Linked DNA regions of Homo sapiens: region 1 is linked to region 2. Evidence: chromatin loops called from intact Hi-C (ENCODE). Cell type or tissue: MCF 10A. All regions are shown on one strand. Links, peaks and the distances in the headings refer to the core of each region. The heading gives the core; the rest is flanking DNA.

Region 1 (16,854 bases), core at 5,928-13,927, 830 kb before region 2:
AGACTGGGAAATTTATAATAAAGAGAAAGGTGTTGTTCATGGTTCCGGAGGCTGAGAATTCCAATATCAAAGTGCGGGCATCTGGCAAGGGCTTTAGTTGCTGCATCATCCCATGTCAGAAGTTGGGAGGGCAAGGGCAGGCATGAAAGACTGTAAGAGGGAGCCAAACTCCTCCTTTTTAAGGAACTTGCTCCAGGGATAAATAACCCGCTCCCACGGTCACAGCATTAATCCATTCATGGCGTCAGAGCCTTCATGACATAATCACCTCCTAAAAATCCTACCTCTCAGCATTGTTGCATTGGGGATTAAGTTTCCAACACATGACATTTGAGGCACATATTCAAACTATCATTTTTGGATTTTATTTCTCCAGTTACTCGCAATGTACCCCGACTAACATAGATATTGAAGGAGAGACAGTCATGGAGGTTCCTGGCTTCACTACCTTATTACAACCAGGACAGCTCCATTTTGGTTGTTTATATATTAGAACTTTACACAATATTTAATATGAACAAAAGGTGTTTTTGCTAATTTATTTTTTTTTAATTTTGTTTGAATTATTTTCTAGTTGGTACCCAGTTGGACATTTCCTTCTTGGTTTACTTTCAGCTGTTTTAAGTGAACTGGATTGGCATAACTTGCTCAGCAGTTTTGGGTACTAACTCGCTGGTTGGAGGGTTCTGAGATGACAGGGTAGAAAACATTCATTCATTCATTCATTCATTCATTCACCAAATACTTTGGTGGCATTTACCGTGCACCAAGAGCTGTTCTATGTGCTCAATATGTTAGCAAATGAAAAAAACAAAGCCTTTGCCTTCGTGAAACATTTTTTTTTGCATGTGTGAAAAGATAATAGAAATATGAATAGATACAAAGTCTACTACAATATAAGTCTGTGAGAAGTGCTCTTGAAAGATAAGGAGTGACATGGGCTACATATTTGATATTATGATGGCCCCTTAGATAAAGTGATGTTTGACAAGATGTAAGGCTTATGCAACATGAAGGATATCAGACTTACCAATATCTGAAGAAAGGTTTTTCTAGCTGCAAAATACAATACATATAAAAGGCTTTAAAGTAGGAGCTTTCTTAATTGGTTTGGGGAAAGCCTGGTAAACATTGGTATTTTGCTTGATTGTAATTAACCTACATAAAGCAGATATTGTGTTAATACATCCAATATAGTTAAATTTTCACATACACTATGATGTTGCAAATAATCTGTATTATAAGTTTAATAGGTTTTTCGATGTTAAAATTCTTTATTTTCCAAGAACAGTAAAGAACAATAAAGACTATGTGATAAATAGGCCGGGTGCCGTGGCTCACACCTGTAATCTCAGCACTTTGGGAGGCCAAGGCGGGCAGATCACTTAAGGTCAGGAGTTTGAGACCAGCCTGACCAACATGGCAAAACCCTGTCTTTACAAAAAAAATAAAAATACGAAAATTAGCCGTGCATGGTGGCCTGTGTCTGTAGTCCCAGCTACTTGGGAGGCTGAGGCAGAATTGCATGAACCCAGGAGGTGGATTTTACAGTGAGCCCAGATCACACCACTGCTCTCCAGCCTGGGCAACAGAGTGAGACTCTGTCTCAAAAAAAAAAAAAAAGATTATATAATAAATATTGAAAGTTTTATTTGCACACTACAAAACAACATGTCAGCACACATAGAAGTCAGTTAATTCAATCAAACTGGTCAATCAGAAAAAAATTTTGCCAATCGTTGTACTAACTTTGTTACTCGGTGGGAATAACTGATCTATTTCATAGCTTAAAAGTAAATTTTTTCTTTATAATAAGTTTACATAGTATATATAGTAATTTATTTATATAGTAATTTAGTAATTATAATTTCTTTACAAATAATAATATATAGTAATTTATTCATAAATTAGGCACAATAAGAGATTAACAACAATAACTAATCTAGTCGACCCATGAATAACAACATGGGTTTGAACTGCGGGGGTCTACTTACACATAGATTTTTTTCAACAAATATATTTAAAACATTTTGGAGATTTGTGCTAACTTGAAAAAACTTACACATAAAGCATGCAGCCTAGAAACATTAAAAAAAAAGAAATTTTAGGTGCATCATGAATGCATAAAATATATGTATATAATTGTTTAATCACTTATTACCATAAAATATACGCAAATCTATTTTAAAAAGTTAAAATGTATCAAAACATAGGCACACAAATACTGACTACACATGACACCATTGACAGTAGGGAGAAATGTAAACCAAAGTAAAGAAACAGTATTATAACTGCAAAAATAGTAACTGTGCTACATACTGTACTCCTGTAATAATTTTGCTCAAGTGTTGCAAATATCTGTATGTGCTATTAATCATCTGTGTATGCAGCACTATTTTCAATAACAAAGACTTGGAACCAACACAAATATCCATCAATGATAGACTGGATAAAGAAAATGTGGCACATGTACAAGATGGAATACTATGCAGCCATAAAAAAGAATGAGTTCATGTCCCTTGCAGGGACATGGATGAAGCTGGAAACCATCATTCTCAGCAAACTAACACAGGAACAGAAAGCCAAACACCACATGTTCTCACTCATACGTGGGAGGTGAACAATGAGAATACAAGGACAGAGGGAGGGGAATATCACACACTGGGGCCTGTCGGGGGATGTGGGTAAGTTGGGGGAGAGTATTAAGACAAATACCTGATTCATGCGGGGCTTGAAACCTTGATGTCAGGTTGATGGGTGCAGCAAACCACTATAGCACATGTATACCTATGTAATAGACCTGCATGTTCTGCACATGTATTCCAGAACTTAAAGTAAAATAAATTTTAAAAAATCATCTGTGCATGAGCAGTTCATCTCTCCAGTAAATTGTGTATTAAGTAAAAACTGATCTCTCACAGTTCTTGCATTTCTTTCACAGTGCTTAGTGCAATAGTGCTTAGTGCAATACCATAATCCTCGAATAACACCATGGGATCCGTGTGAAGTGCCACTAGTTTTTGCTGGAAGTGCTCCCAAGAAACAGAAAAGTCATGACATTATGAGAAAAAGTTGAATTGCCTGATATGTACCATAGATTAAGATCTGAGGCTGTGGTTAGTTGTCATTTCAGGCAGATGATCCATTTTGTAAACAGATGAAGTAAACTTACAATATCAATAAATACAGTGCACTATTAGAAATGTATTTCTCTTCCTTACGATTTTTAATAACATTTTCTTTTCTCTAGCTTATTTATGTAAGAACACAGTATAAAATACATATAACATACAAAATATGTGTTAATCAACTGTTTATTTTGGTAAGGGTTCCAGTCAAGAGTAGGCTATTAGTAGTTAAGGTTTTGGAAAATCAAAACACGTGGATTTTTGACTGTGCAGGAGGTTGGCGACCCTAACCCCTGTATTGCTCAAGGGTCAAATGTAATAAAATAGAACAATTATAACAATATGCCTGTATCACTACTCTTTTGCTTTGGGGCTGCTATTAAGGAAAATAAGGGTGACTCCAGCATAAGCCCTGGAATACTGAAACAGCCGATCTGATAACCTAGATTGCTATTAAGTGATTAATGGGTGGTAGCATCCACAGCTTTGAAATGCTGGATAAAGGAATAATGTAGGTCCTGGGTGAGACAAAGCAGGATGCCCCAGATTTCATCATGCTACTCAAAGAGGCACAACATTGAAAACCTATGAATTGTTTATTTCTGGAATTTTCCATTTAATATTTTCAGACTGCAGGTAACTAAAATCACAGAAAGATAAACCGTAGATAAGTGGGGACTACTGTATTACTCAGAAGTATCACAGTCTATTCCATTGTTTTCCTATGGGCATGTGACATGTTTCAAGACTTTTGCTATTACCAGCTGTATTGCAGAGAATATCTTTGTGTCTTCTTCATTTCATATTATGCCAGTAATTTTGCAATAGATAGCTAGAAATGGATCTTTTTTGTCAAAAGGAAAAAATTGATAGATAATTCTGCTAGAAATGACTAAACTCCTTCGGAGGAGTTCTTACATGTTGCATGCTTACCAGAGATATATAAGGATGCTATTTATCCATAGCCTCACCGACAGTATATATTTTCAAAATGTCAGATTTTTAATACTCCAAAGTAAGGAATGGCAGTTTTAACTTGCATATGCCTTACTATGAATGTGGCTAAGTGTATTTTCCCATGTTTGAGCATCATTTGTATTTCTTCTCCTGTGACTTGTTGCAGATCTTTTTTCTATATATTTTTGGGGGACTGGTGCTTTTGTTCTCAATTTTTAGAAAATCTATTAGTCAGGGCACTCGGAAAAATATAAATGACAGTAGATACTGCCACAAAGGGAATTAAGTATAAAGAAATACCTAAACAGATATTGATGTAATGCAGCAAATAGTTATACTAAGGTACTACAGATGGTAACTACAACAACTAATTGCTACCACTAGGGCTGGGAAAACAAAAGCAACAGTTTGGAATTATGAGAAGCCAGAGGTTTTGAAGAAAGGCAATGTAGAGCAGCAATTCAGACCTCCGCCGACAATTCAGACCTATGAGTCTGTTGATAGGCGCAGTCAGTCTTCTTTTGGTACTTCTGAGGGTGAAAGTGTTTCTGGGAGTGCTCTGATCCTATCCGGAACTAATCGCCCCTGCTGGGGCAACATTTGCAGAAACATGGTAAATATGAAAGAGCGAGTTCCTTCTTTCTTGTTCCTCTCTTCTATCTCTATCTCTTGCTCTGTTGACCCGACCTGCTAGAAAGACACCTGGAAAAGTCAGGAAAAACATTTGTAGAATCTTAGCACTAGCCTAAAGAACACTATAAATAGATTTGGAGTAAAGAGATGATAGCTTAATAACTATCAGAATTTCTCTCTGTTAGATACGTTAGCCCTTTTCTATGACAAGTTTCAAAATCACTTTCCCCAGTTTATCATTTGCCCTTTATTTCACTTACCACTATGCAAACTCTTAATTCTTAAGATTTATCTATAAATGTTTACCCTATTGTCCTAGATTTTTATTTCATTGTCATAAAAAGTATCCACTACCAGATTATAATGGAATTCGCTCATGTTTACCTTCAGTATTCACATGGTAAAATTTTTATTTACTTGCTAATATTGGTGTGTTTTTTTATTTGTATACATTCATGGAGTACAAGTGTAATTTTGTTATATGCATAGATCACATAGCAGTGAAATCAGGGCTTTTGAGGTATCCATCACTCAAATTACATAATTGAGATTTACCCATCTAATGGATTTTTAAGTGTATAATACAGTTTGTTAACTACAGGTGCAATGTTGTACACCACTCTAGAATTTATTCACCTTGTATAATTGAAATCTTATACCTTTAGATTAACAATTCCTCATTCCCCTTCAAGGCCCTGGGAACCCCCATTCCATTCTCTGCTTCTGTGGGTTTGATTGTTTTAAATAGCTTACATAAGTGGGGTCATACAGTATCTGTCTTACTGTGACTGACTTATTTCACTTAGCATGATATCCTCCAGCTTCATCCATGTTGTTGCATGTTGCAAGATTTCCTTCTTTTCTAAGGCTGAATAATATTGCATTGTAGACATATAGCACATTTTCTTCAGCCATTCATCTGCTGATGAACATTTAGATTTTTTCCAATTTATTGGCTATTGTGACTAGTGCGTGCTTCAGTGGACATGGGGATGCTAATGTCTCTTCAAGATCCTGATTTTTGTATAAATATCCAAAAGTGGGATTGCCAGATCATATGGTATTTCTATCTTTAATGTTAAACAAAATCTCCAGATGGTTGTTTGCAACTGCTGAATTTTGCATTCTCCACAGCAGTGTACAAGGGCCCCAATTTCTCTACATCATCACCAATATTTGTCTTTTCTTTTTCTTTTTGTGTTGTCATTAATAATAGCCATCCTAAGAGATGTGAGGTGATATTTCATTGCGGTTTTGCTTTGCATTTCCCTGAGGGTTAGTGAACATGAGCATCTTTTCTTGTACCTGTTTGCCATTTGTAGGTTTTCTTTGAAGAAATGTCTATTAAACTACTTAGTCCATTTTTAACTGGGTTGTTTTTTGTAGATATTGAGTTATAGGAGTTTCTTATACATTTGGAAATTAACCCCTTCCTAAATATGTGGTTTGCAGACCTGTGCAGATTTTTAGACTGATGTACTGCCATTTGTCTGTCTTGGCTTATGTTGCCTTAGCTTGTCTATGAAAGCTATATTATTTCTATAAAATTATTATCAAGACCAATGTCATGAAGATTTTCCCCCATTTTTTCTAGGAATTTCATAGTTTCAGGCCTTGTATTTAAGTCTTTAGTCTATTTTGTATTGTTTATTGTGTGTAGCAGAAGGTAAGAGTACCTGATTCTTTCGAAGGTGAATATTCAGTTTTTTCCGATACCATTTGTTGAAGAAACTATCCTGCCCCCATTGTGTATTTTTGGCACTCTTGCTGAACATGAGTTGACCCTATATGTGCGCATTTATTTCTAGGCTCTTTATTGTATCCCATTGGTCTATATATCTGTCTGTATCCTGTTTTAATTACTGTAGCTTTGTAATATATTTTTAAATAACAAAGTGTGATACCTCCAGGCATATTTTTCTTTCTCAATATTGTTTTGTCTATTCAGGGTCCTTTTTTTCATCATATGAATTTTAAAATTTTATTTTTTTATTTCTGTAAAAATAACATTGGTATTTTGGTAGGAACTGTATTGAATCTGCAGATTGTTCTGGGTTGTATGAACAGTTAACAATATTAAGTCTTCCAAAACATGAACATGGAGTATTTTTCCATTTGTTTGTGTCTCTTTAATATTTTTCATCAGTATTTTATACTGTTTAGCCTACAGGTCCTTCAAGACCTTCATTCAATTTATTACTAGGCTTTTTATTTTCTTTTGATGCCACTATAAATGTGATTATTTTCTTAATGTCTTTCTCAGCTTTTTCATTATTAGTATTAAAAAATGCAACTGATTTTTATATCTGGATTTTGTATGTGCAACTTTATTAAATTGTCTATTAGTAATAATAATTTTTGTGTGTAGAGTCTTTAGGATAAGATCATGTCATCTCTAAACAAGACAGTTTTATTTTTTCATTTCCAGTTCGAATGCCTTTTATTTCTTTTACTTGCCTAATTGTTCTGGCTAGGACTTCCAGTACTATGTAGAATAGAAGTGACATGAGTTGACATCCTTGTCTTGTTTCTGATCTTAGAGGAAAAGATTTTAGTTTTTCACTACTGAATATGATATTACTTTATCCTTATTTAGTTCTCTGAACTTCTGGGATCTGTGCTTTGGAATCTGTTCTTCATTTGAAAAGTTCTTGGTTGTCATCACTACAAATTTTTTTTTTAATTCCACTGATTTTTATTCCGACTCCATTTTCCTTTTCTTCTCATTCTGACACAGAATTCTATTGTCTGTGTGTGATATCTTTTGAAATCATCTCAGTTATTGGACACTACGGGTTTTTTACCCCCTCTATTTGGATTTTAATTCAGGAAATTTCTGTTGAACTATCTTGCTGTTCACTGATTCTTTCCTTGGACTTTTAGTCTATTGCTGAGCCTGTCAAAGTCATTCTTCAACTTTGTTATTATGTTTTAATTGTTAACATTTCCTTTCAAATCTTTTTTTAGCACTTCTACTTGTTTACATTACTTATCTTTTCTATGCTGTCTGTGTTTGCCATTAGATCTCTGAACACTTTAATTGTATTTATTTCAAATTCCCTGCCTGTTAATTCCAAAATCTGTGTCATGTGTGTGTTTTCTCTGATGTGTGTTTTGTTTCTTCTTCCTTTTTTATTTTTATTTTTGAAAGCTGGATGTATTTCATCAAGTAATAGGTAACCAGGTAAATAGATCTTTAATGTGATCATTTATATTAATCTGGCTTGGAATTTGGCTGTGTTTAATGTTGTACATATGGGAACCAGAGACTTCAAATTCTTCTAGTATTCTTGCTTTAGTCTCTCCTTTTATTTTTATTACTCCAGACTGAAAGACGGTCTGTACGTTTTAGATCTTTTTAAATTTCCCTCAGTAGTATAATATCAGAGGTTTGTTGGTGTCCTGGTAGCATGTGGGAAAGGGGCTGTCCTATAATTTGCTTAAGTCAGTCCTTAGTGGTACTGTGTCTCTAGGGCGTGGCCTTCACAAGTCTCTCAGACTCTCATCCTGGAGTTTAGTTTATTCCCCCTGCCTCTACTTTCTTCTCTGGCTGCAGTATTCCCAGGCTGTTTCTCTGAAGCCCACTCCACTGCGGATTTCACTTGTGTCTTTGTTTTTCCCATAAAGAGATAAGTGAGATAAGAGCTGGGGTGGTGGGGTGGAGGGGGGTGCGGTGCCGAGGAATTACCTTGCCCCATCTGGGAAAACATTCTGAATTCCCTTCTGTTTAATTTCTTTCCTCTGGAAACTAGATCTTTTTTAGTGAGAAGAGTCTGAGTGGGTTTCAAGATGGCTGCCCTCTCCCTGCCCCAGCTAGGGTCATGAAAGGATCTTTCTCAGATCTCACCATGACACTCCGATAGGATTCCCATAATAAAATCACTATGAATGTGGCGTTTCAGAGTTTCCCACCAACATGCTAGTCCACTGTCACCCTTCAGCAATTTGCCAAGATGTCCATTCAATTCTCCCTACCAGTTTATGGATTCCAGCTGTTTCTGCTTTCAGTAGGCAAATCTCAGATCTGTATCTATCAATGTGTCACTGTCTCCAGATTTTGAGGTAGCACTTGCCCTGTAACCTCAGTTCTCTGTTGAGCCTAAGAAAAGTTGTGGATTTTTAGTTTATCAGTCTTTTGCTCTTGAAAGATTAGGATGATGACTCCTAGGCTCTTTACATGCCAGAGCTGAAACTGGAAGTCTCAGTTTGTTTTTTTTTTTAATTTTTAATTTTACTTCTTATTACAGTAAGATATTTATTTATTGGTTTAATTTTTGTAATTTCAACATTTATTTTAAACTCAAAGAATACAAGTGCAGGTTAGATACATGGGTATATAGTGCAGATGCTAAGGTTTGGAATATGAATAATCTGGTCACCCAGGTACTAAGCATAGTGACCAACAGTTAGTTTTTCAATCCTATGCCCCCTCCCTCCCTTCCCCCTCTAGTAGTCCGCAGTGTCTATTGTTGCCATCGTATGTCTGTGAGTACACAATGTTTAGCTTCTGCTAATAAATGAGGAACATGCAGTGTTTAGTTTTCTATTTCTGTGTTAATTCACTTAGGATAATGGCCTCTAGCTGCATTCGCATTGCTGCAAAAAACATGATTTTATTCTTTTTATTTAATGGCTACATTAAAAGCATCTAGTAATCCAACATCCAATAATTCTGGAAGAGTCTAATTTCTTTTTGCTTTTTTCCCCATCTATTTGCTCTTCCACCGTTGTTTCATTTTATTTTTGTGTGGATTACAGAAAGTCTTGCCACTGGACTCATGACCTCCTCTCTTCTACCTTTGCCATTGTCCTCCCAAATTTTTGCTGCACAGATATTTCTGAAATACACATTTTGTTCAAGTCATTTTATACTGCGACTTGCTCATATGGTAAAGTTAAATCTTTGCTAGCTCCTTCAAAGGCCCCCATGATATCGTCGTGATGGGCTTCCGTAGCCTGTTTTCTCCGCACTCAAGCCACGGCTTTTGATTTTTTAGCCACACTGAACTGCTTTCAGTTCCTCAGAAAGGCCTGCTTTTCACACCTTCTTTCTTTTTCCTTCTATCTATATGTTTATTGTCTATTTTAGCTCTAAAAGTTTTTGACCTAGCTCAGCTCATTTTTTTCCATGAAGCTTTTCATAAAACAATCATTCTATTTATCTAGGAAGAAGCAAGCATTCAAACAGTTGCATTAGATATAGTACTTTCGAGGTACTTTCATCATAGCACCTACAACACTTTGAATTCTTTATTTTCATATTTGTCTCACCTTTTCAGCCTGTCAGCCCCTTGAAGATTCAGCTGTGTCTATTTCATTTACATAACAACTTGATTTTAACGTATCAGTCAGTAATATGTACTCAGTAAACATTTTTGAATTTGTAAGAAAAATAATATATTGCTATCTTATCAGTCAGTAATATGTACTCAGTAAACATTTTTGAATTTGTAAGAAAAATAATATATTGCTATCTTAAATGTGTTTCATAATTTAGACTCAAAGTATTTAGCTACACATTCCTGAGTTTTCTTAAATTACAGAATGTATATTTCACCTGCTATGTTTTCGGAATTTAATAAACATGCTTCTGAAAACATTCTTATTGAGAAAAAATGTCCTATTTTCGACTGAGAGGACAAAAGATATGCCATTTCTTTAAGAAATTTCTCACTCAATAGCTGAAAATGAAAGGACTCTTTCGAGTGGTTACAGGAAAATGACAAAAGGAAGGAAAGCATGCTTTGCTACGTTAATGATTTGTTCTTTCTAGAAGACTACCGTTATTGACCTTTCCAAATATAGCACTCAATACTTGGATCATTTTATCAAAAATCCAATAACAGTGGGTTTTCCTTTTTTCCAGAAATTTTTATGTGACTAGAAGTCATGATGAATTGAAGGAAAAATAATCTTTTTATTATTAACCTTAAAATGATATGACTGCAAAATTTTCACTCAGACTGTTTTATTAACAAGGCATTTATCTGAGCTATAATACTAGGCAGCCTCTTGGGGGCATACATATGGTGTGGTATAGCAGTTAGCCAAACTCTATGGCAAGTTTGATTTGATTGGCCTAAAGGCCTATGTGGCTTCTAGAACAACTTCAATCATCTTTAAAAGAGGTTAAAGGAAAAGAATCAAATCTGAAAAAAAAAAAAAAAAGCAAAGAGCAAGACAGAAAGGAACTTGTTATATTAACAGATCTGGAGGGATAATTAAATACAAATATTCTTTGGAATAAAGCATTTTGCCGGAAGATACTATTTATTACTATTTATAGAAGAAGTGGATTACCTCTTAGTGTCATTGCAACTAATTGAAGAATAATATGAGTGTTTGTTTATGTTCTAGGGGAAAAAGAAGGTTAAGGGCAGTGATCAGTAGCCACTCTCTTCTATCCCTGATTCTCTTTGTTGTTTCTCTCATCACTTTTGTGGAGGAAATCCAGAGATGCTTAACCTGCAGCAGATCTCATAGAGAGATTCCACCTAAGATCTATTTATCACCAGCAGAAATGTTCTCCTTTGCAGAAATATGAAAAACTAAAAATCTGAGTGTTTAAAAATACTTTTATATGCTCAATGAAATTTTTCAGGAGAAAAGAAAGTTGTGAGGAAGACAGTGTCACAGAGCTATATTTGATTTTACTTGACCACTAACTGTATCAGTTTTGTAAAAGTAGTTTTTTTGTTCTTGCGATAGTTTACTGAGAATGATGGTTTCCAATTTCATCCATGTCCCTACAAAGGACATGAACTCATCATTTTTTATGGCTGCATAGTATTCCATGGTGTATATGTGCCACATTTTCTTAATCCAGTCTATCATTGTTGGACATTTGGGTTGGTTCCAAGTCTTTGCTATTGTGAATAGTGCCGCAATAAACATACGTGTGCATGTGTCTTTATAGCAGCATGATTTATAGTCCTTTGGGTATATACCCAGTAATGGGATGGCTGGGTCAAATGGTATTTCTAGTTCTAGATCCCTGAGGAATCGCCACACTGACTTCCACAATGGTTGAACTAGTTTACAGTCCCACCAACAGTGTAAAAGTGTTCCTATTTCTCCACATCCTCTCCAGCACCTGTTGTTTCCTGACTTTTTAATGATTGCCATTCTAACTGGTGTGAGATGATATCTCATAGTGGTTTTGATTTGCATTTCTCTGATGGCCAGTGATGATGAGCATTTCTTCATGTGTTTTTTGGCTGCATAAATGTCTTCTTTTGAGAAGTGTCTGTTCATGTCCTTCGCCCACTTTTTGATGGGGTTGTTTGTTTTTTTCTTGTAAATTTGTTTGAGTTCATTGTAGATTCTGGATATTAGCCCTCATAGGTGGGAATTGAACAATGAGATCACATGGACACAGGAAGGGGAATATCACACTCTGGGGACTGTGGTGGGGTCGGGGGAGGGGGGAGGGATAGCATTGGGAGATATACCTAATGCTAGATGACACGTTAGTGGGTGCAGCGCACCAGCATGGCACATGTATACATATGTAACTAACCTGCACAATGTGCACATGTACCCTAAAACTTAGAGTATGATAACAAAAAAAAAAACATTAAAAAAAAAAAAAAAAAGAAACACCCTCTAAAAAAAAAAAAAAAAAAAACTAGTTTTTTTAATATAAAAAGCATATATAGGCAGAATATAAAATATAACAGATAGAACGGCGGAATATAACATATAAGAATGTAAATTAGTTTATTTTTCCCAATATAAGAGATGTAAATATCCATAGAATGTTATGAGGTAGTTCTGGGAATATACAAAATAGGCACATTTAAAGTTGGCATGCCAATATTTCAAAATAGAAAGTGATATTGACAGCAATCACTGTTTCAGAAGTTGAATAATGTATTTAATGGAACATATAAAAGTTATTTGTGTTGCCCATTAAAATGCATCTTCAATGTAATTATTTAATCCACATTAATAAAAATATTGACATTCTTATACCTTGATCCATGCAGCGATCTTCCTCTTCTCCAGAGTTCTGTGACTTGAAAGCTCATTATGCTTAATTGTCATTAACAAAAATAGTAATAACAATAAATCACAGTTTTCTGAGTGGTTACCCTGGCCCAGGCTGTATGATAAGTGACTTACAGACATTATTTCCTTTAATTCTCAAAACTACTATAAATTACACATTGAACATTTTACAGTTTTATGAAATTGATCTTTATAAGGATTTGCCTGCAACCACTCACATAGTTGACAAATAAAGCAAAATCATAGCTGCATTTTAGTAATTCCAAAGCTCAGTCTTATATTCATGTGGCTTAATAATAATTGATGTTTACTATGATAAATTTAGGTGATTCCAGGGCCCCTAATTGCTCATAAATCCAAAAGTGTCCAATTATGCATAGTAGCATTTTGGGATTAAGTGAATTGTTCTGTATCTCATTTAATATTAGATGTTGATTAAATTGTTTCCATGTTTAATTATTTCTTTACTGAGGTAGAATTTCTGTCTTACCAGTGATAACAATCACTTTCTATATTCAGTTGTTACCATTTGACTACACTTACTTCTTTTCTTTTAACCTGTCCTGCACATTGCCAAGCAGAATGCCTCACACAAGGCAAATCAATGAAAAGGGGACTAGTAAAGTCATAAGTTCCTGTTTAAGTATTAACAAGCAAGAGCGAGCATTTCATATATTATTTTACATTTGAGAACAAAAACGTAATATATTGTTCAAAGCATACATAATTTCAGTTATGAAGGATGAATAAGTCCTGCAGATCTCATGTACAGCTTAGGACAGAGAGCTGAACAATACTGTATTATATACTTAAACATCTAACAGGGTAGCTGTTGTATTAAGTGTTCTTATAACAAACAAATAGTAAGAGGAAGGAAGGAAACTTTTAGATGTGATAACTATGTTTATGGCATTGTTTATGGTGATGATTGCATGGGTGGATACTTATCTTCACACTCTTCAAGATGTATACATTAAATAAAAACACTTTTTGCATGTCAGTCTTACGCCAATAAAAAGACATCTGGGAATACAGTAAGTTATAGATAAAATGAAAAAATATCACTTTGAATTTAAAGTTAAAATTGGATTAACTATTGCTGGAAGCTGGTGAAAACCACAGTTACTTAAGCTTAAAGAGATGCACTTTCTACAGTGAAGAAGTAATTCAGATACAAAGGACTATTGATCAAATTTTCTAAGAGATTTGGTACTGCTACATTTCCTTTTTTAAAAAATATTTTAACTTTTAGGTTCAGGGGTATACATGTGAACGTTTGTTATATAGGTAAACTGTGACTCAGAGGTTTGGTGTACACATTATTTTGTCACCGGGTTACTAAACATATTACTTGACAGTTTCTTTGTTTTCATTTTTTTTTCTGAACCTCTGTCTCCTCCCACTCTCCTCCCTCAAGTAGCCCCAGTGTCTGTTGTTCCTCTCTTTCTGTCCTTGTGTTCTTATTATTTATCTCCCACTTATAAGTGAGAACATGTATATTTGGCTTTCCGTCTCTGCATTAGTTTGCTAAGAATAAAGGCCACCAGTTCCATTCATGTTCCTACAAAGGACATTATCTCATTATTTTTTATGGTTGCATAGTATTCCATGGTGTATATATACCACATTTTCTTTATCCAGTCTACCCTTATTTAGGTTGATCCCATGTCTTTGCTATTGTGAATAGTGCTGCAATGAACACATGTGTGCATGTGTTTTTATGGAAGAACAATTTATATTCCTTTGGGTATATATCCAGTACTGGGATTGCTGGGTTGAATGGTAGTTCTGTTTTTAGTTCTTTGAGGAATTTCCACACTGCTTTCCACAATGGTTGAATTTATTTACACTCCTACCAACAGTATTTAAGTGTTCCCTTTTCTCTGCAGCCTTGCCAGCATCTGTTATTTTTTGAATTTTTATAATAGCCATTCTGAATGGAGTGAGATGGTGCCTCACTGTGGTTTCGATTTGCATTTCCTCCAATAATCAGCGATATTGAGTGGTTTTTTTAATGTGCTTATTGTCCGCATGTCTGTCTTCTTCTGAAAAATGTCTGTTCATGTCCTCGGCCCACTTTTTAATGTTTTTTTTTCTTGTATGTTTAAGTGCCTTGTAGATGCTGGATATTAGACCCTTGTAGGATATATAGTTTGTAAGTATTTTCTCCCATTATTTTGGTTGCTATTTTACTCTGTTGATAGTTTCTTTTGCTGTGCAGAAGCTCTCTAATGAGGTCCCATTTGTCAAGTTTTGCTTCTGTTGCAATTGCTTTTGGCATCTTTGTCACAAAATCTTTGCAAGTTTCTATGTCAAAAATGGTATATCCTAGGTTACTTTTCAGGATTTTTATAGCTTTGGGTTTTACATTTAGGTCTTTAATCCATCTTGAGTTGTTTTTGGGGTATGGTGAAAGGAAAGGCTCCAGTTTGAATCTTCTGCATATAGCTAGACAGTTATCCCACTGCATTTATTGAACAGGCAGTCTTTTTCCCATTGCTTGTTTTTGTCAGGTTTGTCAAAGATCAGATGGTTGTAGGTCTGAGGCTCTATTTCTGGACTCTCTACCCTGTTCCATTGCTCTATGTGTCTGTTTTTGTACCAGTACCATGCTGTTTTGGATACCGTAGCCTTGCAGCACAGTTTGAAGTTGGGCAATGTGGTTCCTCCAGCTTTTTTTCTTTTTGCTTATGATTGTCTTGGATATTTGGGTGCTTATATGGTACCATATGAATTTTAGCATAGATTTTTTTTCTAGTTCTATGAAACATGTCATTGGTAGTTTGATAAGAATAGCATTGAATCTGTAAATTGGTTTGTGGAGTGTGGTCATTTTAGTCATATTGATTCTTTCTATCCAGAAGCATAAAATGTTCTTCTATTTGGTTGTTTCATCTCTGATTTCTTTGAGCAGTGTTTTGTAATTCTCATTGTAGAGCTCTTTGCTCTTCTTGGTTGGCTGTATTTCCAGGTATTTTATTCTATTTGTGGCAATTTTGAATGGGATTTGACTCTCAGCATGAGTGTTGTTAGTGTATAGGAATGCTAATGATTTTTGTACACTGATTTTGTATCCTGGAACTTTTCTGAAGTTGCTTATAGATCAAGGAGCTTTTGGGCAGAGATTATGGGGTTTTCTAGATACAGAATCATGTCATCTACAAACAGGGAGAGTTTGACCTCCTCTCTTCCTATTTAGATGTTTTCTATTTTTTATTATTATTATTATTGCCTGATTGCTCTGGCCAGGACTTCCAATAATATGTTGGGTAAGAGTGGTGAGAGAGGGTATCCTTGTATTGTTCTGGTTTTCAACGGGAATGCTTCCAGATTTTACCCATTTGGTATAATGTTGGCTGTGGTTTTGTCATGGATGGCTGTTATTATTTTGGGTAATGCTACTTCAATACCTAGTTTATTCAGGGTTTTTAACATGAAGGTGAGAGGTGACAGCATGCTGGCAGTCCTCACAGCCCTGGCTCGCTCTCGGGGACTCCTCTGCCTGGGCTCCTACTTTGGCGGCACTTGAGGAGCCCTTCAGCCCACCGCTGCACTGTGGGAGCCCCTTTCTGGGCTGGCCAAGGCCGGAGCCGGCTCCCTCAGCTTGCGGGGAGGTGTGGAGGGAGAGGCGCGAGCGGGAACCGGGGCTGCGTGCGGCACTTGCGGGCCAGCTGGAGTTCCAGGTGGGCATGGGCTTGGCGGGCCCCGCACTCGGAGCAGCCGGCGGGCCCTGCCGGCCCCGGGCAATAACGGACTTAGCACCCGGACCAGCAGCTGCGGAGGGTGTACTGGGTCCCCCAGCAGTGCCAGCCCACCGGTGCTGCGCTCGATTTCTCGCCAGGCCTTAGCTGCCTTCCCGCGGGGCAGGCCTCAGGACTGTAGCCCGCCATGCCTGAGCCTTCCCCCGCCTCTGTGGGCTCCTGTGCAGCCCGAACCTCCCCGACGAGCACCGCCCCCTGCTCCATGCGCCCAGTCCCATCGACCACCCAAGGGCTAAGGAGTGTGAGCGCATGGCGCAGGACTGGCAGGCAGCTCCACCTGCAGCCCCTGTGGGGGATCCACTGGGTGAAGACAGCTGGGCTGCTGAGTCTGGTGGGGAGGTGGAGAGTCTTTATCTCCAGCTCAG
Region 2 (16,854 bases), core at 3,488-11,487:
AGAATTCCTGCAGAGGGAATTTGGAAAAATCTCCTCACTCCTAAGAGCTATTAAGAATCTTCTCTCAGCTGGGGATGGTGGTTCACGCCTGTAATCCTAGCACTTTGGGGGACCAAGGTGGGCAGATCACTTGAGGTCAGGAGTTCTAAACCAGCCTGGCTAACATGGTGAAACCCCGTCTCTACTAAAAATACAAAAAAAATTAGCTGGGCATGGTTGCGGGCACCTGTGATCCCAGCTACTCGAGAGGCTGAGGCAGGAGAATCACTTGAACCTAGGAGGTGGAGGTTGCAGTGAGCTGAGATCACGCCATTGCACTTCAGCCTCAGCAACAAGAGTAAAATTTCACCTCAAAAAAAAAGTACTCTCTCTTCTGGCCTGAGTATGGGATAGACTTAGTGACTGGCTTCTAACTAACAAGCATGCTGCAAATAGTCGGGGGTTAATGCTGAGGCTAGATCAGAAAAAGCATATGGCTTCCATCTGGCACTCACTCATTCTCTCTTTTTACACCTGCCCCTGGGTCCCAGCCACATGCTGTAAAGTGGTCCCAGCTAGTCTTGTAGCAGCCAGACAGCATTACCACCTAGCTATGTAAGAGAACGTACCTAGACATATGAGAGAATGTACCTCTAATGAATCCAGGTCCCAGATACTTCGGGATAGAGATAAGCTGTTTCTACAGCATCCTGTCTGAATTCCCAATCTGCAGAACTTGTGATAGATGATAAACAATTATTGTTTTAAGCAACTAAGCTTGGGGGTACTTTGTTGCACAGCAGCAGATAACAAATGCACCAATATATCACAGACATCTCCACATTAACGATGTAAATCTGCATCATCATTAAATGGTGTGGCCAACTGACATTAGCCAATCTGGCCATGTATATGCCTTAAGTTCACTTTGGTAGAGATTGGTAGCTACAGAAAATTTTGAGATCATGAGAGTCAGCTATTCCCCTCACGAATGAAAACAAGGTCAAATTCACACACACACACGCACGCACACACACACAAAGAGAAAGGATCACAAAAATAGTCATGTCATCTATTTCATGAGCTGGGGGAAAGCCCAACTCTAGGTCTTTTGCCATCGTGCAGAAAAGCTTCACGTAGCCAATGCGGAATATCATAGAATTTGGTCAGTCTGGGCACCAGGAAAGCGAATCCAGACCCAACTGGAGTGCTGTCTAAAGGTGAACCTGAGTCTAAACTGGCCCCTGGATTTTGGGATGGAATCTCAAGTGTCATCATAGGCCACAGGCCTTGCTCCATTCTTATGTTCTTTTTCAGGCAAATATAGGGTTTCAAATAGTTCATTAGACCCAATCTTCAATATAACTGATTTTGCCAATAAAGACCATTCTTAACAATCACTCCAGCCATTAGCAAAGCCTCCACGTTTGATGAAGAGGTGGGAAAGAGGAGGATCTTGACAGTGGTCACACTGGGTGAGAGCTTCCTGATGACAATGTTAGCTGACCATTCCTACGGGTTTTAATTTCAAAGGGAGCCAATGGCTATACTTAGGAATAACTTAACACACCATATATGATGAAATATTTTAAAACAAATATAGATATCCTTACAAACAGCTACATGGCATTCCATTGTATGGCTATACCAGTCTTTATTGTGCTGTCTTCACTTGGTAAACATTTATATCATGGCCAGTCTTTACAGTATTATAAACAATGTAGGGATGAACACCCTTATACAGACACTTTTATGTACTGTACTTGTTATTCCTTGAGATAAATTCCTTCAAGTGAAATTGCTGGGTCAAATGACATGTATATTGCCCAGTTTCTCAAAATGTAATACAGCAGTATATGAGAGAGTTAGGTGAAGTTTTCAAAAGAAGCTGTACTTCAAAACTAAAGGCAAAGGAAACCGAAAGGAAGCCCCAAAGAGGAAAAGTGAAAAGATCATCATCCAAAAGACCACTAGTGTGGCTGAACAGCAGAATGGTGAACTGTGTTTGTGGTATCAGTTTGCAGTACCAGAAGAGACTGTCTCTGGCATGTACTGAAGGTGATTTCTCTTTGAAGAGGGAAGAGCAGGTTGGCTTTTATGCCTCACGGGGTCCATATTACACAGTAGAATCATACATAGATTTGGGGGAAAGCTATACATATTTATGAGGGGAGTCTTGTGTATGCACAATGGGTAAACACACATGTAACAGAGAGCTCAGTTTACTTTGGGGCAGGGTTTTAGATTAAAATGAGGTAGAATTTGGCTCTACATCAAAAGGTGAACTATAGAACACAAAGACACTTTGTGCGCTGTCTCTAGATCTGGCTGGAACTGACTTCAGGTCTGCAGTTGCTTATCAGGAAAGAATGTTTGCAAGATGGTCCTCTATCCAATCAGAGTTGTACGAGTCTGGATTGTAAAGCAGAGTTAGGAAGTGTCTGACAATTTTCCTGATAGCTCCTACTGTTAGGGAGTTTAGCAAAAGTGTGTTTTTTCTTGTAGCCATAGGAATTTAGGAAGTTGCCATGCCAGTCTAGCCCTGAGACCTCAACCTGTAGGTAACTTTCATTTCCTTAACCTCAGGATCTGTCTTCGTTAACAAAGGGTCATCTATTTTGGTGTCTCAGATCACAGAAGTCAAAGGGGTTTCAGACTCCCAATTTATTTATTTATTTTTTATTATTATACTTTAAGTTCTGGGGTACATGTGCACAACGTGCAGGTTTGTTAATAGGTATACATGGGCCATGTTGGTTTGCTGCACCCATCAACTCATCATTTACATTAGTTATTTCTCCTAATGCTATCCCTCCCCAAGCCTTCCACCCCTGACAGGCCCAGGTGTGTGATGTTCCCCTCCCTGTGTCCATGTGTTCTCATTGTTCAACTCCCACTTAAGAGTGAGAACATGCGGTGTTTGGGTTTCTGTTCCTGTGTTAGTTTGCTGAGAATGATGGTTTCCAGCTTCATCCATGTCCTTGCAAAGAACATAAACTCATCTTTTTCTACGGATGCATAGTATTCCATGGTGTATATGTGGCACATTTTCTTTATCCAGTCTATCATTGATGGGCATTTGGGTTGGTTCCAAGACTTTGCTATTGTGAACAGTGCTGCAGTAAACATGTGTGTGCATGTGTGGAAGACAGTGTGGCGACTCCTCAAGGATCTAGAATTAGAAATACTATTTGACCCAGCAATCCCATTACTGGGTATATACCCAAAGGATTATAAATCCCAATTTCTACATGTAAGTTGGTTTCCTTCCCTGGTTTCACTAGAATTCCCTGACACCCCACCCCTATCGCCCACCCAGTCCATCTCAGTTCCTGGAGGGACCAGGTATAGGGTCCTATGGCTAATTAGTGGAATCATTTAGAATTAGGGCTTTCCCTTTGAAAGCCCCACACTTCTATTATTTCCTCCCCTTTTGTCCTCAAGGAGGAGTGGGAATTAATATCAGGCTTTTCTCCATCCTTAGGTAAAGGGGCCAACACAGTTCCTTGAGGGGAAATTAGCACAACAGGAGAAGACACAAGCCCTGCACTCCCAGGACTAGACTCCCAGCCAAAGAGGGATGAGCCCCAATCAGTCAGGACTCCTGGGAAGAAAACAGTTTAGGTTCAGACAAGAACAATCCAGTTCCAAGTTTTCAATGGAGGAAAAAGATTATACCCCTAAATCACCAATTAAATCTTCTTTGCATGACTGAGATCCATTTACATAAATTTCCCCCCACTTTAAAACAAAGGAAGAACAAACTTCCAGCTAGGAAAGAACACACAGGATTTGAAAAGCCAGCCGTCTCAGGTTACCTCAAGGCAGGATCTGGTACAAAGGGATAAGAGTGAAATCCTTTAGCCCCAACTGTCTGAGTTCCTAGGGGGAAAATGCTTGTTTTATTCACTGTCCTATTTTAAACTGCTGGCCAACTACAACACTGGTTGAATTCATTTCCACTGAGAAAAGGAGAGAGAAGAATGCTGGTAGTGCCAAGCAGCTCCTAGACAGGATGGACAGATGGACAAGGACAGGACCAGAATGTTTTCTCATCTCTGCATCCTTAGTTTCCAGTGCAGGTCTGACTGGTGTCTCATAATCAATAGACATTTATCATTGAATGAATGAATGCTTGATAAGCCTCCATCATAGTACTTATCTTTAGCAGCAATTTACCCCAGGTCTTCCTCCCCACTAGACTACCAGCTACCTGATAGAAATGGTAGTCACAGTCTCTTCTGTGTCTCTTAGCAGAGCTCCTGATACAGCAGATGCTTCAGGAAGCTTTGCTTGATGAAAGAGTAGATGGCACAAGGAGAAAGTTCATCATCAGAGGTCCAGTTCCCAGTGGAGAGCAGGCAGCCTTTAATCAAAATTACATATAAATTGTTTCAGCATTCACACATACTGTAAGAAGCCCTCCCCCTGCCACTACCAGCCCCCCAGCAAAGAGGAAGGTAAGCAGCCTCCTTAAGGCTGATGCCATCTTCAAAACTCAGGAGTGGACTCAAGTCACCTCCTGACTTATTAGACAGGTCCAGGCCCAGATGAGTGAACAAATGAACAAATACATCTTAATAGCAATCATGAAGGGAAAAGATTCTATGCTAAAGGAAAACTCATTGAAGAGCTCATATTGGGCCTGACTCATGAAGGTTATCCATTTGAATGCAGGTTTGTTTATTATTCAACTTTCTACTGGTTTTGGGGACAGGTGGAAAATTGTTAACTCTAAATTGTAAACTCTTTTGGGCCAAAGACATAAATTTCATCATTCGTTTTGTAAAATGCTGGTGCCTTAATACATCAAAGTACTTATCTAATATATTCCCCTAGTGATCTGCAATTGTCTGCTAGGTAGGGCCTGTCAGAAATCACATAATTTATTTATGTATTCATGTCATAGGAAAGAGAGGTAGGAAATACTTTTATTAAACATGTACTAGATGTTAAGCATTGTACTTGGTGCTTCGTGTACAACATTTATTTATTGCTTAAAATAACCTATGAAGTAAGAATTACATATTCCCATTTCACAGAAAACAGACTCAAGGAGACTAAGGAGCTTACACAAAGCTCCTAGGTTACTAGCGTCAAGGCTAGAGTTACAGCCATTTATTTCTGATTTCAAATGCTCTATCCTTTAGTCAATTTATAGTAGCAAAAGGTGGAGGGAACTGAAATAATTGTCCAAACATAGAGAAATCATTAAACTAGAGTATATTTGGTTAGTCAAATATATTATGACCATTTTTTGCTTATCTTTATGAAGACTGTACTATGAAAATATTCTCATAAGATAGTCTTAAGTGACAAACTCTGGATAGAAAATGACAAAATAATTACAGTTGAATTAAAATCAAACATATCATCAAAGGCACATAAAACCTGCACAGAGGGGAAAAAAGACTGGAAGGAAATATACAAGTAATAGGGTAAAGTTTTTTTGCTACTTTAATTCAAAAATTCTTTTATTAGTGTACATTTTTACACTTGGAAATCACAATGCTATATGGAAAAAACAGTGCATTAAATTCTACCATTAAAACAATTATATCATTAAAATTATTCTATTACAATCTCAACTAAGAAAAAAACCACTATTATAAAATTGCAACCTCACTCAAAAATGTGTCCATGGCCAGGCATGGTAGCTCATGCCTGTAATTCGAGCATTTTGGGAGGCTGAGGTGGGTGGATCACTTGAGGTCAGGAGTTTGAGACCAGCCTGGCCAACATGGTGAAACCCCATCTCTACTAAAAATACAAAAATTAGCCGGGCATGGTGGCGGGTGCCTGTAATCCCAGCTACTCGGGAGGCTGAGGCAGGAGAATCACTTGAACCCAGGAGATGGAGGTTGCAGTGAACCGAGATCATGCCATTGCACTCCACCCTGGGTGACAGAGCAAGACTCCATCTCAAAAAGAGTATCAATTAAAAAACCAAAAATGCCACGAACTGTGTTAGACCAAGGTTGACTTGGCCTGACCCTCTTCTGCAGATGTCTCCAGTCTTGGTTAGTGGCACTAACACCTCCTGTCCCTATTCCCCAGACACCAGCTCTCTGGAGATTCTTACAGCTTTTCTTGGTATTCTCTGAATCCTTAACACTTAATATAGTGTCAAGTACATAGGCGGTGAGTTTTAACTTGAGGAGGCTCAAAAATAATATTATTAGGATTTCGTCCCAGAATTAAATGTGCTCACACAATCCTGGACAGAGATGGAAAACTGCAGGCCCCCTTTACAAAGGCCTGTGCAACTCAGCTCAAGAGTGTTGGAGGCAGGAACAGAGGCCTCTGGCAGAGATGAGCTCTGCAGAGGGGAAGGAACTGGCCCCCGGGCTCTGTCCCCTCTCTCTAACTCACTCATCTGGTAAGCCTCTCCTTTTCCCCAGACAGCAGGAGATGGGGAGAGGACCAGGAGTGTGGCCCCAAAAGAAGTGCATCAGAGGTGGAAACATGGGCCAGCGACTGGTGCCCAGCCTCCTGTGGGAGGCAGGGGAGGGAGGGGAAGCTTTCCACCTGAAGTAGCACTGGCTGGCACACAAGCTGTACCGTGCTTAAAGCAGTATTGGAGAACAGGAAGAGGTCGGGATGTGGGAAGTGGCCCCAGGTTGTCAGAGACTCAGAGGAACTCACAGAGAGCTGTCTGTGTGACACATTTATTTTTGATCCAGCCCTTGGGTTCATGGTTCCTGTCTGAACCTTATGGCTGGAAGCAGAAACCAAGGAGCAGCTTTCACCAGGCACTCCACACGCGCAGGGCCCGGCCGTGTCACTTGAACGCTCTGATGACAAATCCACGTGGCTTTGGTTAATTGGGAACCGCGCGGAGGCCAGCTCCGCTTTGGCAAATGGCCAGTACACAGTGGCCTTGGCCCGGAGGTCAGCGCTCTCCCGGACACGTGCGCAGGTCAGGCAGTGGTGAGGCAGCGCCCCCACGTGGCGCTTGGAGGCAGAGCATCTGGGGAAGCTCTCCTCGATACCCTGCAGGAGACACGCCATGGCCCCCCAGAAATATTTGGGTGGGAGGATATTTTGCAGAAAACAGAGACCCTGAATTATTCACTTAGGGGCAAACACCTGTAAAATGTGGATTTTAACTATTAACGAAACCCCATTAGGTTAGTAAGCCCTGTTAAAAAGTTAGATTCATCTTAAAACTGAGGTATCCATCCACTACTGTATTTTATTTTTCTCTCAAAAACTACAGTGACAGATTTTTTTGTTTCATTTTGGTTTTTCTAACAAACTTTCAGAAAGCAAATTAATACTTGAAAATTTCTCAGAAACCAGCTCTGTGACTTTAGACAGCAACATTTCAAAATAGCTTCCATCTCATCTTTAAAATGATGAGATTAAACTCCATGATTCCTAATTTCCTTCCAGCTCAAAAATATATTGACTTCTAGGGTGCATAACATGCTTTTCTTTATAATTTATATTACAATATCATAATTTCATTAAAAGTGGTCTAGATGACAGGAAAGAGAGTTCCACTCATTCTGGCTTATGCTAAGGGAGCGCATTTCCAGGAAATAAATAAGAGAATCTTGTGAGCGGCCATAAACACATGCTGAAATACAGCCAAGCCCCAAAGAGAAAACCCAAGGCTGCTTCCTGCCTCTTTCTCATGGGCCGTGAGGGTCCCTCACAGCTTCTGCTCTTGTGAGCACGTCTGACCCCATTCTCCCCGATCTGCAGCAGCCAGCTCTCCCTTTTAACACATACCAGGACTCCTGTTTTCTCATAGCCCCAGTTTGCAGGTGGCCCATAGTTACCACCGGGGCCCTGAGTCTGTGTAATGAAGTAAGCTCAGCTCCCATAGCCAATCCCCTCTCAATTTCCCAGTTCCAAAATCCAAAGAGAGAAATATGATTGGTGTAGCTCACCTATGGAGTCAGGTTTCACAGTATAGATCATTAGCAGCCTGTGATTGGCTGTCCTGGGGGCCGGTAACTGCCTGTGGTCCAATCAGGTGGGAGGGTAAGGTCATGTAACACAAAACATGGCCACTTAATTGTGGGTGGGGCACATTCTGTTAGTAAGGGTTAACATTAGACTGTAAAGACCTGTGCTGTCAAATAAGACAGTCACTAGCCATGTGTAGAATTTGAATTCATATTAATTGGAATAAAATTTAAAAATCAGTTCTAGTTTACACTAGCCACACTTCCTGCTCAGTAGCTATATGTGTGTCTAGTAGCTACTACATTAAGAACGTTCCCATCACTGGAGAAAGTTCTGGTGGACATCACTGACCTCTAGACAATAGAGCTATCTAGGGGAGTTATTTAATGTAGAAGATGATGATAACAGAGAATTATTTTACTATCTTGTTTTCTATCTTGGTGTCACAACTTAGATTCTTAGAGTCCTTGGAGAAGAATAAGAGGCAAAGCAGATGTAATTTTTCTCATGTACTAGATGCTTATTGAGTGTCCTAAGGCAGCCATAGGGACATTCTATCAGCTATCACTTTCTCAAACTGCGGCCTGGGTCACTGACTCTGGATCGGCAAGATCTGCAGAAACACAATGGGAAAAATTAGAATATACATTTTTTAAATTCATGTGACCCTTTCACATAAGGCACAAATAGAGTTAAAGCTGTGGGATTTGGTACCTGTTCAAACGGGGGTTTCATTGTCTCCTCCACTAAGGTGACTCTCAAAAAGTAGTCTTGAAATAGGAATGGTATAGGTGCTGGAGGCACAGTATTCAGTCACAGCAGAATAAGAAAAGCAGTACATAGGTCAGGGCCCTATTGCCTCTAATGTCCTTGCTCTTATTTTTTGGCCAAAGCGTAACCGGGGTACCATTCACTGAGTCCTGAAGTGGTAGGGGTGATGGTGATATACCTCACTAGCTGGTTCCTATGGAGTGACTTTGCTCTGTGACCTGCTTCTTCATCCTCAGGCCTGCTTTGGCTGCTGTCTGTTTACCAGCCTGGCTCTCCAGCCTCATGTCTTTCCCAGGAACCCCTGTACATAGAGAAGACAGTTTCCCCTCAGAAGAACTAAAAAAATCACATGAGCCTGGACCTGCTAGGGGCTATCACTACACTATTTAAAGACAACCTGATAGAAGTGCATCGAATTGAGGCACGACAGAGAAAGAGGGGAGGAGGGAGACGGAGGGAGAGAAGGAGGAAGTAGTGAGTAGAGAGATGCATTACAGTGACTTCATTTGTACTCTTGGATTCAGCGATGCCGGAAGTGGCACCTAGGACTTCCAGGTTACGTCAGCCAGTACACTTCCTTTTACTCGAAGGGAGTCTGAGCTAGGTTTCACTTGCAGCCAAGGGAATCTTCATTTCTTCACATCCTGAAACCAGCTAATGACAGCAGCAAGGAAAATGAACTAATAATTTATACTAAGTTATAAATTACTCATGACTTAATATTTCCTACTCCACGATTAATTCAGGTTTTGGAAAGCACTCTGAAGACTCAATGCCCCTCTTTCTATAATGCTCTCTCTGTAATATTTTGAAGGCTATTTCTCCCTTTATTTCTCTTTCAATAGAGTTTAATTTTTAGAGAAGTTTTAGGTTTACAAAAAGGATGAGCAGAAAGTACAGAGTTTCCATATACTCCTCCTCCTCTCCCTGCTCTCCAGTTTCCCATAGCATTAACATCTTGCATTGCTGTGGTACATGTGCTACAATTGGAACATTATTGATATATTTTTATTAACTAAAGTTTATGGTTTCCATTGGGGTTCACTCTTTGTGTTGTAATTTCTATGGGTTTTGACAAATGAATATTGTCATATATCCATTACAGTATCATACAGAAAAGTCGTTCTGCCCTAAAAATTGCTTGTCCTCTGCTATTCATCTCCTCCCACACACCCCTAATCCCTGACAACCACCGATCTTTTTTACTGTCTCTATCTATAGTTTTGCCTTTCCTAGAATGGCATATGTTAGAATCATACAGTATATAGCCTTTTCAGATTGGCTCCTTTCACTTCGGAATATGCATTTAAGTTTCCTTCATGTCTTTTCGTGGTTTGATTATTCATTTCTTTGAATTGCTGAATAAGGTTCCATTCCCTGGATGTACCACGGTTTGTTTATCCATTCACCTACTGAAGGACATCTTGGTTGTTTCAATATGATGCAATTATGAATAAAGCTATAGATTGGATGACCTCTTTCTGTTATGCCCTGTATGCCCTGCCTGTCCTATTTCGAAAGCTGTTTTTCGTTTTCCGAGAGTCACTCAGATGTCATCTGCCTAAGGAAGGCTTCTCATCTCCTCCAGAAGGTGTTCTTCGCACCTTGCTGTCTTCCTTCCCTGTAAGAGCACTTCTTACATGTTCTGTAATCGCATTATCACATGGTTGTGTGGTTTCTTTGTGTCTGTTCCCCACCAGAGTGAATTCTTTCAGAATGTCTTACCTCTAGTGAGTTACTTAACCTCCTTTTGCCTCAGTTTCCTTGTCTGTAAAATGAAGATAATTTTTATTGTGAGAATTAAAGAAGTATATTTATATACACACATACCCCATCTAGCATAAATGTATATATTCTAAATATATATGTATATTTAGGATAGTACCTGGCACACAGTATACACTATATACATATTATTCTTTTTATTGCTATTAATATTAATCTTTGTACCCATAGCAACCAGCATGTAGATGCCACTTAGTAAATACATTTTGGGCCTGGTGCGGTGCCTCACGCCTGTAATCTCAGCACTTTGGGAGGCCCAGGCAGGTGGATTGCCTGAGCTCAGGAGTTCGTGACCAGCCTGGGCAACACAGTGAAACCCCATCTCTACTAAAATACAAAAAATTAGCCAGGTGTGGCGGCGCGCACCTGTAATCCCAGCTACTACGGAGGTTGAAGCAGGAGAATTGCTTGAACCTGGGAGGTAGAGGTTGCAGCAAGCCGAACTCGTGCCACTGCACTCCAGCCTAGGCAAGAGAGCATGACTCTGTCTCAAAAACAAAAAATAAAAATAAATAAATATAAATAAATACATACATACATAAATACATTTTGAACCAATAGTTTCCTTGTGGATGTTGGTTGATACCTGACTAGATGTGATTTATAATTTAAAATCATAATAACTATGCCAGAAGATCAATACCTATTATCGTAGGGGTTTTTCTCATGCGATTACTCAGCAATTTTAATGAAACCTGTAGACTCAGGGTTAAGCTGCCTTCTGTGAGGAGGGCATGACCAGAGCTAATGAGGCCTGGAAGAAAGAAAGAACTGGGGCATTTGCCACTTTCAGATCCAGAAGCTTTACAGATCCAGAAGCTTCACTTCCCATTCCTCTGTCTTAATTCATTTCTATAGAATTGACACAAACTCAAAACAAACTCCAAAGGCTCTGGTGAGTAAACTAGAATATGGCAACTCTAATTTCCCATGAAGTCTGTAATTGGCAATGGGAGGGGGATGCTTAAATAACCCTGACCAGTACATTTATTTTCTATTTGTAGGAAAACTCGATATAATAATCATACTTCTATCTGTGGGCTTAACCCATTTCCTGGTTAGAGGAAAAACGAGTGAAGCTCGCTGCCCGAGCAGTATTTCCGAGGCAAATGGGAAATGTGTTAAAGAGCTCTTACCAAATTTGTATACAACATGTGCCATTTGTGTAAGGCATCTGGAAGATATGAGAGCTTCCTTTACCTTCTTCCCTTTCAGCAATGAATCATGACAGTTGAGCCCTTGTCAGTGTCTGCACCCAAGACTCAAAGTGAAACATGGAAACATGTCTGAGTTCAACTAATCTAACCACCTCACATTTTTGATATGGTAAAATGGAGATGCTTACTTTTCTTTAAAAAATTATTTTTATTTATTCTAAAAAACAAAAACAGGATACATGTGCAGAGTGTGCAGGTGTGTTACACAGGTATATGTGTGCCATGGTGGTTTGCTGCACCTGTTGACCCGTCCTCTCAGTTCCGTCCCCTCACCCCCAATCCTGCAACAGGCCCTGGTGTGTGTTGTTCCCTCTCTGTGGACATGTGTGGAGATACCTACTTCTAAAGGCCACTGTGTATTAAATGAGGAAGGTATTTGAAGCACAGGAAGACAGAGAGAGCCTGTCATAACTTCACTGCCCACATCATTTGCTGGAGCAAGAAGGCCCTAGGATGCAAATTCAGCTCTTCCTGTTGAGTATCGACTCCCAAATCCAGCTGGATTTCCTAACGTGCCCTAAGGCTTAGGCATAACCAGCTTTTCAAAAGTTGAGTCAAAGATGAAAATTTTTTGAAAATGAATATTCCTTTGGGCAACAGCTGTACCCGGGATTTAATTACTTTATAAATGAGCTTTGATCTCACAGTTTTGTGGCAGTCTTTCCACCACAACCACCCCCAACCCACCGTTCTGCAGACTATGCCTAATTATCTTATCTTGCTAAGTCATTAAATATGCATTTGTTAAAGCCACTTTCCTCCTCCTTTCTCACTACCCCAGGAGATTTTATCATAATTACTGATTTAGTTTCTTTCATTAGATGATGATTAGTTTGTGAATCTTTTGTTTTGCTGACATGTCTGTGTAGCTGGGTGGCCCTGGGAATTCTTGTGCCTGGATACCTGTTGTGGCCGCCTTCCATTTTCCTTCCAAAGGAGAAAGATAGTTGGTAGTAAGAGAGGTCCAAGCTATCCAGTTGGTTTAATTGAGCAGTTGCTGAACTGGTTAAACAATTAGTGTCTTAGCCTAGATTCCCCTGAGAACAGAGACTGGCACAAAGACTTGTGAGCAGGTAGTTTGCACGTCAATATGTAATGCAAATGTTTGCATGTCACCCAGGGAGTGGAGTGAGGGACCAGTGGGAGGGAAACAGGAGAGAGAGGTACTGCAAGGGCATGTTGCCAGGGCAGCTAGAGCTCCAACGGACAGGGGCTCCATCCCATGGAACTTTCTTTTACTTCCCCCCCAACCCAACTTTACTGAGGTATAGCTGACTCAAAAAAGCATATATATGTAAGGTGTACAAAGTGATGATTTGATATGGATACACATCGTGAAATGATTACCACAAGCTAATAAGCATATCTGTTACCTCACATAGCTAGCTACCTTAAGATCTACTCTCTTAGTAAATTTGAAGCATACAGTACAATGTTTTGAATTATAGGCATGTTAAACTAAATTTGGCCTTCATATTTTGAGTCTCTACATAACGGACTGCAACCTAACTTAGTACCTGCATGAGTCTGTTCTCACATTGCCATAAAGAACTACCCGTGACTGGGTAATTCATGAAGAAAAGAGGTGTAATGGATTCACAGTGCTGCAGGCTGTACAGGGAACATGGCTGGGAGGCCTTGGGAAATTTACAATCATGGCAGAAGGCGAAGGGGAAGCGAGCACATCCTCACATGTTGGAGGGGGAGGAAGAGAGCGAAAGGGGAAGGGCTACATACTTTCAAACAACCAGATCTCAAGAGAACTCACTATTATGAGAACAGCAAGGGGAAAACTGCACCCATGATCCAATCATCTCCCACCAGTTCCCTCCCCCAACATGAAGGGTTAAAATTTAACATGAGATTTGGGTGGAAACACAGAGTCAAACCATATCAGAACCTAAACTCACTGAAAGCCTGACTTAGGAGTATACTTTTGTAACAAGTAGCTGAATCTCAGCCAATCACAGCAGCTGAGCTTAGTCAATCAATCATAGGCAGCTAACCGATCGGACTATGTGGAAATAAGGTAAACGCTGGGCTGGAACCAATCGAGCTGTCTCGGGACCTCACTTCCGTTTTCTGTCCAGAAATGCTGCGTGCCCACATTGAGCAGCTGAATCCTCTGAACCTGTGTTCTGGTTCTGAGGGCTGCCCAATTCTTGAATTGTCCTTTGTTCAATTAAACTCTGTTAAATTTAATGTGTTTGAAGTTGTTTTTTTTTTTAAGTTATGCTGTATTTTAGATAACCAGAAGTCATTCATCTTATTAACTGAAAGTGTGTGCCCTTTGACCAACATCTCCCATGCCATTTTCTGAGAAGCCTTTCTGTATGCTCTGAGCCGTCCTTCCAGGGGAAAACAAGGGCAGAATTTACTCATTGGCTCTGGTCCCCCATCCGTCAAGCATGGCTGCGTAGCATAAGACTCTTCAGATTGTAGGTGTCTGTGCTCCAAGGGGGTCACCTCCAGCATCTCATACTGCAGCATCAGAGAAGCCCAGGGCATAAAACAAGAGATACATGGTGCAGGCCAGGCAAGCTGGTAGACGCTTGCATAGAAATACAGTCATGTGCTACATAACAACTGCTTCAGTCAACAAAACATGTATGATGGTGGTCCCATAAGATTTTCATAGAGCTGGAAACTTCCTATTGCTTAGTGACATCTTGATGATCCTGACGCTCTTTAGGCCTAGGCTAATGTGTGTGTGAGTGTCTTACTTTTTAACAAAAAAGTTTAAAAGTAAACTAACATATAAAAACTTTTAAAAATAGTGTGAAAGTTGATCCTATATGAATAGGGTCATTCTTGTCATACCCAACTATATCAGAGTTGAGGAACTAGGAGGAAAAACCACTCAGGATACATAATGTTGCTCTAGAAATGTTATTCTCTGCAAGGAAACTGCCTGTTGTAACCCAAAACCAGTTTCATCTACAGGTGCTGAGATAACTTGCTGCAGCTGTAGGACTAATTTTGCCCACTGCCATTGCCCATCCATCGGAGCTTGCCAAAACCTTACTAATATCAGTGAACTTTTTCTCAGGACCACACAAAACATCCCTCTTTTTTTCTTTATAAAACCCCCAACCTTCTCTTTGTTCTTCAGACATACTGAAGGTTACCCGGATGAGGATATGTCTTGAACTTCTTTTTTTTTTTTAAAGAGACAGGGTCTCACTCCATTGCTCAGGCTGGAGTGCAGCAGTGAGATAGATCATGGCTCACTCACTGCAGCCTCAAACTCCTGGGCTCAAGCTATCCTCCTGCCTCAGCCTCCTGAGTAGTAGGATTACAGGCCATGCCACCATGCCTGGCTTATTTTTTATTTTTATGTTTGTAGAGATAGTTCTTGCTGTGTTGCCCAGGTTGGTCTTCAGCTCCTGGCCTCAAGCGATCCTCCCACTTGAGCCTCCCAAAGCACTGAGATTACAGGCATCGGCCACTCTGCCCGGCTCCTGAATTGCAATTCTTTCCTCCAAAATAAAATTTTAAATTTAGAGATTTATCTCTACATTTTTATTTTGATGTCAGCAGCAATAGAAAAAAGCTTATAGAATAAGGACATAAATAAAGTATTTTTATATGGCTATACAATGTGTGTTTTAAGCCAAGAGTTACTACTAAAGAGTCAAAACCTTAAAAATTCAAGTTTATGTGGTAAAACAGTTTCAGTGAGCTAAGGTTAATTTATTTAAGAAAAATATTGTTCACGAATTTAGTGTAGCCTAAGTATACAGTTGTCAAAAAATGTGAATCCGAAAGAGCCAATCCTTCAAATGCATCCCAAGTGGCTAACTGATCCTAAATTAAAAATAGAGCTAAGTGGTCATTTGTTAACTAGGGATCACACAGGTACTGAGTTCCCTGAAAACCTGCACCTTTTTGTTATTAAGACTGTCAGCGTTCACCTAAATCAACCAATCACAGCTCACCTACCTTGGCCAATCAGGACTCAGCTGTATCACCCAATTAGGATTCAGCTGTATTGACCAATCAAAACGAAGCAAGTTTCAAGTCTTCATTGCATACATGGACCTGATTGGAAGCCCAGGTGGGAACTTTTGTTATAAAACCAGGGCCTTGTTTTTTTTTTTTTTTCCTCTGGAACACCCCTTCGTTTTACACTTAAGGCTGCAAACTCTTCGCTGGAATAGTTTCTTTTCTCCATGTTTTTTTTCAGGGAACTTGAGTTCACAGTGTTTACAAAGTCTTCAGTAGTGTATAGCAATATCCCAGGCCTTCAAATTCACTCACCACTCCTCACTGACTCACCCAGAGCAACTTCCAGTTCTGTAAACTCCATTCATGGTAAGTGTCCTAGACAGATGTACCGTTTTCTATCTTTTGTAATGTATGTATTTTTTTACTATACCTTTTCTATGTTTAGATATACAAATACCATTGTGTTACAGTTGCTTACGGCGTTTGGTATAGTAACATGGGGCACAGGTTTGTAGCCTAGGAGCTAAATGGCTATACGCCTAACCGAGGCGTGCTGTAAGCTACAGCATCTGCGTTTGTTTGCACGGTGGTGAAATCGCCTAAGGACTCATTTCTCAGAACGTATTAAGTTATGGATGACTGCATAGCGATTAGAACAGGGCACTGGAAATGCAATCGACACATATACTATGAGCCCTTTTTATTTTCTATTATTTCACAAGTGGCGCAACCCTTTCTTAGGTCTTCTATCTGATCTACTCGTTTCCAGCTGAAGTTTAGAAAGATAACAAGTGATTCCCCACAGTGTTTAATGCTACTCTGGGTGTTATCAATGATTTCAAAGAACATTGAAAAATTTTCCAAAATCATTTGAACCTGCTTTCTCAAGTATGTGGCACACATTTGAACCATTAAGAGGAGTCATCAGTTGGGGAGGAATGTATGTCTTATTAAGGCTAACAGTGGTGAGATGTCCCTCTCATAAAGCATTAGGAAAGTTTGCTTAAACCACGATACGCATTTTGCCACGGTTCCATGGAAGCAAGTGACTGTCTGAAACTTCAGCCATTGACTCTGAATGCCCTTCACAGTGGGAAGCTGGATGATTTCAAAACCTGGGTGATGGAGGTAGTGAAGGAATGCTTTCTACAAAACAGAATGTTGGCCGGGGTGTGTGGCTCACGCCTGTAATCTTAGCACTTTGGGAGGCCAAGGCAGGCAAATCAGTTGAGGTCAG

What was found. A loop is a pair of places that touch in the nucleus more often than their neighbours do. Peaks named below come from ENCODE experiments on the same cell type or tissue, not always from the same donor. Only the 100,000 strongest peaks of a DNase experiment are listed, where the experiment ranks them.
Region 1: it touches region 2 in a loop (10-fold over the local background); 3 of 110 quality-filtered maps call a loop at or near these places.

Annotation. Positions count from the first base shown.
Region 1 is chr1:238,684,510-238,701,363 of GRCh38, reverse strand. No RefSeq gene overlaps it. Among named protein-coding and RNA genes, the nearest start is that of LINC01139, 210 kb to the right of the region's middle. In MCF 10A, for the core only: a CTCF peak has its summit at 10,758; a DNase peak (open chromatin) is centred at 10,743.
Region 2 is chr1:237,854,514-237,871,367 of GRCh38, reverse strand. It overlaps the pseudogene LOC100130331. Among named protein-coding and RNA genes, the nearest start is that of ZP4, 28 kb to the left of the region's middle. RefSeq lists an enhancer at 16,423-16,854. In MCF 10A, for the core only: a CTCF peak has its summit at 6,924 (motif pointing left); a DNase peak (open chromatin) is centred at 6,827.